2 separate regions of the Homo sapiens genome follow, and region 1 is linked to region 2. A link is a loop called in an ENCODE intact Hi-C map of the cell type or tissue named here. Cell type or tissue: ascending aorta. All regions are shown on one strand. Links, peaks and the distances in the headings refer to the core of each region. The heading gives the core; the rest is flanking DNA.

The links. Peaks named below come from ENCODE experiments on the same cell type or tissue, not always from the same donor. Only the 100,000 strongest peaks of a DNase experiment are listed, where the experiment ranks them.
Region 1: a loop joins it to region 2, with 2.1 times the contacts of the local background. A loop is called at or near these places in 4 of 110 quality-filtered maps.

The regions. Positions count from the first base shown.
Region 1 is chr1:61,190,694-61,195,795 of GRCh38, forward strand. The region is part of intron 2 of NFIA (nuclear factor I A); the gene reads left to right. Among named protein-coding and RNA genes, the nearest start is that of NFIA-AS1, 60 kb to the right of the region's middle. In ascending aorta, for the core only: no CTCF peak of the experiment used is centred there; a DNase peak (open chromatin) is centred at 2,078; H3K4me3 peaks cover 963 bases; H3K27ac peaks cover 2,500 bases.
Region 2 is chr1:61,276,396-61,281,497 of GRCh38, forward strand. It overlaps NFIA (nuclear factor I A), which reads left to right. Exons shown (of 11, transcript NM_001134673.4): 3 at 1,125-1,190. Among named protein-coding and RNA genes, the nearest start is that of NFIA-AS1, 25 kb to the left of the region's middle. In ascending aorta, for the core only: no CTCF peak of the experiment used is centred there; a DNase peak (open chromatin) is centred at 2,326; H3K4me3 peaks cover 839 bases; H3K27ac peaks cover 2,500 bases.

The DNA.
Region 1 (5,102 bases), core at 1,075-3,574, 86 kb before region 2:
TCTAATTAGAATATGTGGGAAATCAGGGTCCAGGAATATGAGTTGAATAACATACATTCACTCTAGACCATATTTGGTTACCCTGGTACTTAAAATCTTAGTCACATGATTTAGACTTCTTGCAACACCAACTTCTTTTCTTCCTTTCTCCATGGCAGTCTTTGTATCATTTTTTTCTGCTGAGCACCAAACTCTTCTGGCAGTTTTTAAATTGAGGTTTGTAGTTTTAATGGTCTGGTACTATAAAAAGCCAACTTTGTGCCAAAATTTTTCCAAGACCAGACATGGGTTTTGACACCACAATAAATTAAAGATAAATAAAGAAACTGGCAGTGAAAATGAAGGATTTTTTTTTTTTTCAAGCAAGCAAGGGTAGCCTATTTGTAAATTTCAGGCATGTTTTCTTAGTACTTTAGCTCAATGTTACAATGCTTAGCTACATTAATCTGTTACTGGGTAACTCCAGAAAGAATGTTAGACCAAACCATTAAGAGATTGGCGATTTTTTTCCCCCTTGAGCATTATTGAAATTTGACAACATTCTCATAGTCTCTGCTTTCTTTTAAGGATTTGGCTATCAAAAATACGGGTAAGTAAAAGGAACCAAGAGAAACTAATGACCAAATGAATAGTAGTATTTAAAGTCTCAAGTTGCTATGATACAGGCTTCACCGTGACCTGAGTGGATAAATGCTAAACGGGATTTGCTTTCCGGAGAATCTGGGTGCCTGTTCCACCAATTCTGTTTGTCTCTAGCCTGGTTTTTTTTTGCCTCCTCCCTTTCCCAGCACCATTTATTTTGGGTTCTGAGAAACAGCTTCCTCCCATTACAGGCACCAATTCAATTAGGCAGGAGATAGTGCTGAAGGTTTTTGTTTCCATCAGCTTCTGCTGTGTAGATAGTAGCTCTGTTTGAAAAACTTTGAGAAGTTGTTGTGATGTGCCTCTTTCTGGGTTCCGATCCCTTCTCAGCCTGGTGATGCCATGGCATTCAAATCAATTTGTTTCTCTTCCCCTCCCCTACCCTACATCCATCATACAAAATGGGGGTGGTTGCACTAATCAGAGATCTGCTTTTTTCCCCCCACAGATATTGGTAAATTATTAAAAAACCATAAATTTTCTTCTAGATGCTAAGTAACTCTTAACAGTCTTCTGAGTACGTGAGTTTGGGATTTGGCCTTGCCCTTACAGAGACCTGTTAACTTTTCAAACCCGTGACTTAAAATTTACTAAAAATAACAAGTTTTGTTGTTGTTGTTGTTTTGTTTTTTGTTTTTTTTTGACATGGAGTCTTGCTCTGGTGCCCAGGCTGGATTGCAGTGGTGCAGTCTCAGCTCACTGCAACCTCCACCTCCCGGGTTCAGGCAGTTCTCCTCCTCAGCCTCCCGAGTAGCTGGGACTACAGGTGCGTGACACCACACCTGGCTAATTTTTTGTATTTCTAGTAGACATGGGATTTCACCGTGTTAGCCAGGATGGTTTCGATCTCCTGACCTTGTAATCCGCCCGCCTTGGCCTCCCAAAATTACAGGTGTGAGCCACAGTGCAAAGTGTTGGGATTATAGGCATGAGCCACTGCACCCGGCCAAAAAATAACAAGTTTTGAAGCATATTAGAAATAATCCAACAAAAAATTTATTTTTCTTTAGTCTTCTAAATTAGCAAGTTTTAGGCCACCATGTGGAACTGAACCTTTTTGGAGGTTTAAAATGTCAAAATACCTTGCCAGGCGCAGTGGCTCATGCCTGTAATCACAGCACTTTGGGAGGCCATGGTGGGCAGATGACAAGTTCAGGAGTTTGAGACCAGCCTGACCAACATGGTGAAACCCCATGACTACTAAAAATACAAAAAAAATTAGCTGAGCGTGGTGGTGGGCGCCTGTAATCCCAGCTACTCAGGAGACAGAGGCAGGAGAATCCCCTGAACTGGGGAGGCGGAGGTTGCAGTGAGCCGAGATCGTGCCATTGCACTCCAGCCTGGGTGACGGAGCGAGACTCTTGTCTCAAAAAAAAAAAGAAAAAAAAAGAAATGTCAAAGTAAGGAAGGAGTTGTGTGTATTTTCAGTCTTGACTTCATTTACTGTAAGTGCCGAAGCACCAAGTGGGAGGTGGTTTGGGAAGTATTTCTGATCTAAAGAGGAAACTCCATAAATCACCCATGGTAATGTGTCTCATTAGCAACACTCCAAGTAGATGACCAACATTCCGAGGAGATGTTGCTCATTTTCATCCTGCATCTTGGCCTTTGTGCTTACCTGGCCCTAGCTTAGATTTTAAAATTTAAACATTTTTGTTTCTCACTCTTGAAAACTTTGGTACTCAGATTCTTAAACTCCTCTGTTAAATAGTTTTCAGATTAGCCTAGTATAGCGTTCAAAACTGGAAACCACTGCCAGAATCCTCTAATGTGGGGGAAAACATGGCTATTATCATTGAATGTGCCTCCAAAACCTATCAAAGTTGGCAGATGTCCATGTGTTTGGCTTGGACCAATTTATAAAACGTTCACATGCTTATGAAAATTGTTATCTCTGCTATTCAGAATAGTTGAGTATAAAATTGAGCAGAAAAGCATAATAAGAGAAGAAGCTCTGCTATGACTTGCAGTATTTTTCTTTTGATCACTGAATACTACAAGAAGGATCTTTTGTTTGCGTGTTTGTTTCAAACTTTTCCATGTATAGAGGTGTCTTAGGTGAAGTGACAACTAATGACATGTGGAAGTCACTCTCTCTGGTGTTCTGTTTCTTCTATAACTACCCTCCCTTCCTGTCTAAAGAGAGAGGGAATAGCTCCTGAATTAGGTGAAACAAATAGTTTTTAATGTATGGTAAAAATAAGTCATTCTTCCTCTGTTGGCAAAATTCATTGTAGGTGCCTTTCAGTGTAGTTCTGCAAATGTTTTTTCCATTAGTTGGAGTAGAAAAGAGATGAAGGATTATCAGTTGTCAGGTATATTTTGCTTCTACCAAAGATGATACATAAATATGAAATATTTGCAGAACAAGCTGCAAAACCACTAGGTCCTAGAAATAAAATTCTGATGGTTAATGCATTTACTTTATAATATGACCACTTTTTCCTTTTAACATTTTCCCCAGTATGTCCTTAGTGCCTTTCCTGGAAATACCAAAAGGCAAACATCCCACTTTAATAGAAGTGATAATTGTAGTACACATTCTTAAGAGAATGCCTCCTTATGCCTACATTTTTATTGAGGGCTTTGTCTACATACATCCAGAGTCAACTTAACTTTTGGACCCAATTAACTGATTGGCCTGATGAATTTAATTAAAATAGGGGAAGTGCTTGTACAGAGAGGAACAGCATTAGTATAATGTGGTGGTTAAGATTAACAAGATTGATTTGACTTGATAATTAATTAATTTGATTAACAAGATAATTTAGTGTCAGGCGGAGACCTAGGTTCAAATCCTTACTATAGATGACCTTGGTTTTAAACTCTTTAAGTCTCATTTTTTCCCCATCCATTAAGATGTCATAAAAACACTGACCCCAGAAGGTAGTGAGAACTGGGGAGATAAGTTAGGGAAGTGCTCAGCACAACACTTGGGCCAGTCACTGATGGACGGTAGTACCTTTTGTTATTTTCTAGTATTTTTAAAGTATGTGTTGTCTGAAAGACACCATGTCTCAGATCGCTGTCAGATTTCTTTGAGTGAACAGAGTCACTTCTTTTTCTGAAGACATCAGTAGTGCAAGCATCATGTCTTTGCCTTGTATTTTGTTCATCTTTTTGCAGTTGGAACGTTTCTCCTTCCCTTATTTATATCAACTTTAGGTCGTGTTAACTGTCCCTATATTTTAAAAAATAACATTTTATAATTTCCATGCAAACTTAATTAATTTTCACAAAACCCCTGTAAGGTAGGCAAGGTAGATATTAGGTTATAGAGATAAAGAATTGTAAAACTGGAAAGAAATATGGCCTTGACTTCACCCTATCATTTTGCTGGTAAAGAAGCACCATGTTCAAGGTCCTGTATGTAGGAACTGGCAAAGATAACAAAGTAGATCTGAACTCAGTGCCCTTCCCACTATCCCATGCTGATCACTTTTCTTTTTAATTAAACTGCCCTGTTCCTGGCCTTCCATTGACAGGTTGCTTACAGCTCTTAATTTCTAGGGTTCTCAAAACTGTTTAATGAGTGTGTCTGGATTAAATCCAGATACTCTGACTATATAGAGCTCTTTTCATTTTCAAAGATATCTAAGTAAACACAGCATAGAATTCTTCACAAGTTCCTATCAATTTCCCCTTTTGAAAATTATGGCTCTTTTCTGTAGCTTTCTGAGACATCAATTCTGTGAACCTTTGCTTCTTTCTCTCACCACCTCTTGTTGTATGTTATTCTGACTTCAACTGCCACATTTTAAGTCATGGTAACCAGGAATCTATACTGAAATATTTTCATTAATTCTTATTTATTCGGCAGCATGAACAGTTGCAGGGATTCTTGGTGTACATTTGTAAGTTTTCCTTTCCTGTTGTATTTTATGGAATGTTAATTTTGCTCAATTGGGATTCCTTTGTCAAAACTGCTGTGATGACAGGGTCTTACGGCATCATGAATGTGTTCCCCTATTAATTAATATTATCTTAGCCATATAAGAAAATGACAGGCACATGCAGCTTGTAAGTGAAATGCAACCCAAGGAGCCGGAAGTCTTTCACCTAAACCTTAATTTTGTTCAATCGTTTGTATTTCAAGGTCTAGTCTGTAATTTATTCCCATAAACAATGTTGTTCTCCTGACCTTTCTTGTGTACCCTCCTCTGTCTGTATATTATCATTTTCCTTATTTTTGTCTATATTGTGTCACTAAGAGTTAAGACATTTTAAAATGTAATTTGGCTACCTCATCCATTTTATCTGCATTTAAATTGTGTTTGAAAATTTTACTTTTGCAGATTTATAAATTTTTTTATCCCCTTACAGTTTTAGCCTATTCAAAGGGGATACTTATTTTTTGTAAATGTTTTATAATAAATTTACCATTTTGTGAAAAACAGTGAAAATTTACATACTTTTTAGAACCACAAGAAATATCTCTTTTAAAAGCTACTTTTTAATAA
Region 2 (5,102 bases), core at 1,361-3,860:
GTGTCATGACCTTTTGACCTTACATTAAACTTGCAGAAATGTGGTTAAATTTCAGGCAGCTAATTCAAAACCTGTGAAGTCAAGTTGAAGTTAGGATGCAAGCTCTCCGCAGATACAGAGGTTTTGTTGAAAAAAAATTTTTGTGTTTGCTTTTGAACAATGTTGTAAACGACTTCAAGTCTCAGAAAACGCTTTATTTTTAAATCAAAATTTTTCCCCTTGAAACATTTTGCCTGTTTTTTCTCTCCTCTCCCCAAAAACTGTACCATAAATATGCTTGTTTCTAATTTTGTGAAATTCTTTTGATCTAAGTTAATTTTATCTAATTTAAAAATTAAGTTACTTTGATTTTCCCTTATTTCATTTAGAAATTAAGTTAATCAAATTCCTTTTTTAGTTTGAAAATATGATTATATTTTTTAAATTAAAAAATGTTTAATTCTATAGAGGTGTACAAAAATCTGTTTTTGCAAACAAGTCCTTTTAGGATCTCCCAAATGCATCAGTACAAGAAAAAAATAATTCTTATAAAGCAGGGGAAACTTGTACCTTCAGAAAGACTTCTTTGAGTTATGCAGTTATTTCAAGAAAATGTGATGGAATATTAGGACTCTAGTATTTAATGGTGTTAGTCTGCGTAGTCTGTTGCTGGAATGCAGAGCTAAATATCAACAGAACTTGTTACTGTTGTTTGGGTTGCTTTTATATACCAGCTTCAAAATATGTTTTGACACTTTATTATGTTCTGAATCAAGCTTCAGATGTGTGTAATGAAGGATGAAGTCTTTATCAGACTCGAGTGTATAAATAGTGGAGAAGAGCAGTTTGGAAATGGTCTCTCTAAGAGAATGGTTGCTGAAGAGCTTCAAGTTGTGATCTGGCAAAAGCCAATGCCACCGTAGGTGTCCGCAAACCGGAGCGTCCTCTCTAAAGGCACAGGCTGCTGCTGCATTTCCCTCTCTTTCTTTTCTCTTTCCATCTTTTCTTTTTTTCATGTCTCATGTCATTTCTGTAATGTTCCCTTTCTTAGTTTATAGGTTGAACCTTTTGAGAAAGTCTGGCACCTCTGATGCACTTTCCCTTGCAGACCCTGTAATTTTTGGCTGTATTTTTATGTTTTTCAGATTCAAGTCAATCTGAAAGTCCCAGCCAGCCAAGTGACGCTGACATTAAGGACCAGCCAGAAAATGGTAAGTTTAGCTTGGGACTCTAGCTGCTGCTTTCAGAGTCCACAGCAGCCAGCAGGCCGACTAAGTGTGAGGATTTGGGGGCCTACCCTATAAGTAGCCCACAGTAGGAACAACTCCAAAGACTCGGAAAAACTCAAGTAGATTACTTTTAATAGGGCAGCTTCTTGTTCTCGGGATCACCCCAGCAGCCTCAGGACCCCCGGCCCTAAACACTATTAGGGTGCCCATGAGAACCTGAATTCCCAAGAACGTTGATTACCCAATTAAACTATGAGAAGTGGGGTTAATTTACCAAATCAGATTTTTTTTTAATAGCATTAAGTGAGGAGTCATGGCTTTTTCATTTCATTTTAGTTCTTTAATGTGGCAAATGCCCCATGATCATCTTCACTAGTGATTTAAGATCATTCATTCACAAGCAGTTTTAAGCCTTTTGGGAGCTCAACACTTTGCCAATTCCTTTAAGAAAAAAAAAAATATCTATGCTTTGAAGGATTTTTCTACCTTAAATTGTCTAAAATAAAATAGTGAGGATACAGGGCAGCATTAAATTCCACTGCTGCATAAATATCTAAATTTTCTGTTGCAGATGCTTTATTAAAATAGAACATACATTATATATGAATATCATAGTATCTGGTAAAATTTGAATTCGTGGCAGGCACTACAAGTATGAAAAATACTGTCATGGGTTGGAGTTTTATATTGAATAAAACTATCGGTTTCAATAAAAACAGAGACTTCAGTGAACTAGCAGTGCCTATCATATAACAAACATTGTGTTACATACTTTCACAGATATCATCTCATAAAATTCCAAAATGTTCTTCTTTGCTGATAGCACTGAGGACTCTGGTGGAATGCTTTACCTTGAAGGGCCTGTGGGGAGAATATGCCATTGTGATTAAAAGCTCAGGCTGTGGGCTGGGCGTGGTGGCTTTCACCTGTAATCCCAGCACTTTGGGAGGCTGAGGCTGGCAGATCACGAGGTCAGGAGTTCAAGACCAGCCTGGCCAACATGGTGAAATCATGTCTTTACTAAAAATAGAAAAATTATTCGGTCGTAGTGGCATGTGCCTGCTGTAATCCCAGCTACTTGGGAGGCTTAGGCAGGAGAATTGCTTGAACCTGGGAGGCAGAGGTTGCAGTGAGCTGAGATTGCGCCACTGCACTCTAGCTCTGGGCAACAGAGCAGAACATCTCAGGGGAGGCGGGGCGGCGGAAGCTCAGGCTGTGACCTGCATTCAAATTCTGCCTCTCCTATTTCTTACCTGTGTGATACTGAATAGGTTATTTAACCTCTCAGAGTATTGATTTATTCCTCTAAAACAGGGTAATAATATTACCTGTTTGTTGAAGAGTTAAATAAGATAATATGTGTAATGTGTTTACCATAGTATCTTTCATAGAGTTTATGCTTTAAAAATGTCAGCTGTGGTTCATTATGACTTTTATTATTTTTCTTGTCAATATAATTCTGTCATACTTTGTTTTTCACCCACTTTGAATGACCCCATTGCTTGAGTCTCTTCCTTTTGTTGTTCTGTACATTGTTCCATGTTGATCTCCATCCAATCTTTTGGAAAAGATAGGCAAACGGAATTATGTTGGTATTGTGGGGTGAAGGATCAAGTTTACCACATTAGCTATCCTATCACTGATTTTTCAGAATATGTTTCATTTCCTACCCATGAGAAATTTGATTACATTGCTGGATTCTAGCATTAAATATGGACTGCCTGGCAATTCCTCTCCTCATCCTGGTATTTTGGTGATATTTTCTTTATCAAAGTTGTCTTTTTAAAGCAGGCAGTTAAAAAAAAAAAAAGAGAGAACTCTGGAGGTTTGTTTTTAGTGTCATATACAGCTACATCTTATTTTTTGTTGACATTTTAAAGAGTGGTATTTATAGACTAGTTTCGTTCTTTATTTTCCACTTGACTTGTAGGTGATGTCTTCAAAGTTTCACTTTTTTCTACATATTGTATTTGTGCATAATCTCCCTAAAGATGTCTCCAGAGGTATAATTTTATTTTCATCTTCAAAAATGTGTGGACTGTACGGGTGTGTAGTTCGCGTATTTAGGTCTGGCCGCCCCTCTAGCAGGCCTGTGATTCATCTGTCTTCATAAAATGGCCAACAAGCTGTTCACATGCAAATATAAATTGAGAGCATGAGAGGCCTGGCATGCCTTTCTGGAGCTGCCTGCAATCCCAATATTGTGTGTTTCCCATTCCAGAAAGCAACCAGGATTGAGCCTGGATTTTTTGGCCAAAGGCAGAGAGATACTAGCCAAGTTCACTTTTAACCTCAGATCACTTGATGCTACTACCTCAAGGATTTACACTATCATTTTGGGGAAATCATGTGAGTTCAAAGAAAGAAAGTATTAATATCTAGGAGATAAAGTAATAAATTCCTATCTTTCAGTTTTCTATTTGTTTCAAAGAAAAAGTAGTAGAAGCTGGCTTATCTTAGCCCCAGTTGAAGAATTATCAGCCTACTCAGTTTTCTGCCTCTTGTCAATCTCAGATGAAGTTAGTGGAGGAAAAATGATTTTTCTCTTTTCCTTAAAGACACGTAATCCCAAAAGGAATAAATGAAGATTCAGGGCTGGGTATTTACATGCATTAGATAAGGTTCTACTCTCTGGTGTTGCGTTGATCAAGAGAATGTTTCCTCTTTTTCATTACCTCAGGATATGAAGATGAAGTGTGTGTTTCGTTTTTGTTTTGAAAGAGGGAACTCTCATAGGTGTATCAACAAAGCTCTAAGAAATTTTGGAATCTTGCTGATTGAAGAAGTAACAGACTTGATTCTTCAAATAAAATGGGAATTCATTACTTCACATATATGTATGTGTGTGTATATATATATGTATGTTTGTATGTATGCGAAAAAATAATATTCTTTTTATCCTAGCTCTTGAGAAAGGTAATGGGAAACGAATGGTATTTCCCTAGTAAACCATGGAGAATGAATAGACAAATGGTAACACGCTGTTTCATCCCAAACCGTAAACTGGGCCATGTAACTTTACATAAAGTGGATGCAGCTGTTTCTTCCCTGTCCAACTAGTCTGCTTTTTCTGTGGAATTTTTGCTTTCTTTTCTTGTACTCCCTTAAGACTCAACTGTAAAAGAAAACAAATCTTTGTCCAATTAGAGCATTAGATGGGAATTTTGAAGGAATTATCTGAAGCCCAGCGATAAAATATCAGAAGCTCTGAAACTCAAAATTGGTATAATATAATGGGTAAAAACTCTGCCTCTGGAGTCAAAAAGACCTGAGTTCAAATTAAATAATAGCTGAGTGACTGAGTAAGGTACACCCCAATCTCAGTTTTCTTACCAGTAAAACAGAAATACTAAAAGGAGGCCAGGTGCAGTGGCTCACGCCTATAATCCCAGCACTTTGGGAGGCTGAGGTGAGTCGATCACTTGAGGTCAGGAGTTCGAAACCAGCCTGGCCAACATGGTGCCCGTCTCTACTAAAAATACAAAAATTAGCCAGGCATAGTGGCACATGCCTGTAATACCACTACTCGGGAGGCTGAGGCAGCAGACTATCTTGAATCCGGGCAGCAGATGTTGTAGTGAGCCAAGATGGCACCACTTCATCCAGCCTGGGTGACAGAGCAAGACTCCATCTCAAAAAAAAAAAAGAAAAGAAAAGAAATAAAATACTAAAAGGACGTATCTCATGAGTGGTAAACTGAGAATATGCATACAAAATAGCATTCTGCCTGGTTCACAGTAAGGACTCAAAGGAAGGTTACCATTACTACCTTCCAGTTAAAGCTTGTCGTATTTACAACGAGTACGTATATTCAAGAGGTCCAAAGCTGGGAGCCTTGGAGTGGAAGGGGATGGCGTCAGAAATATACCAAGACTTTTAGAGACATCTTTAGTG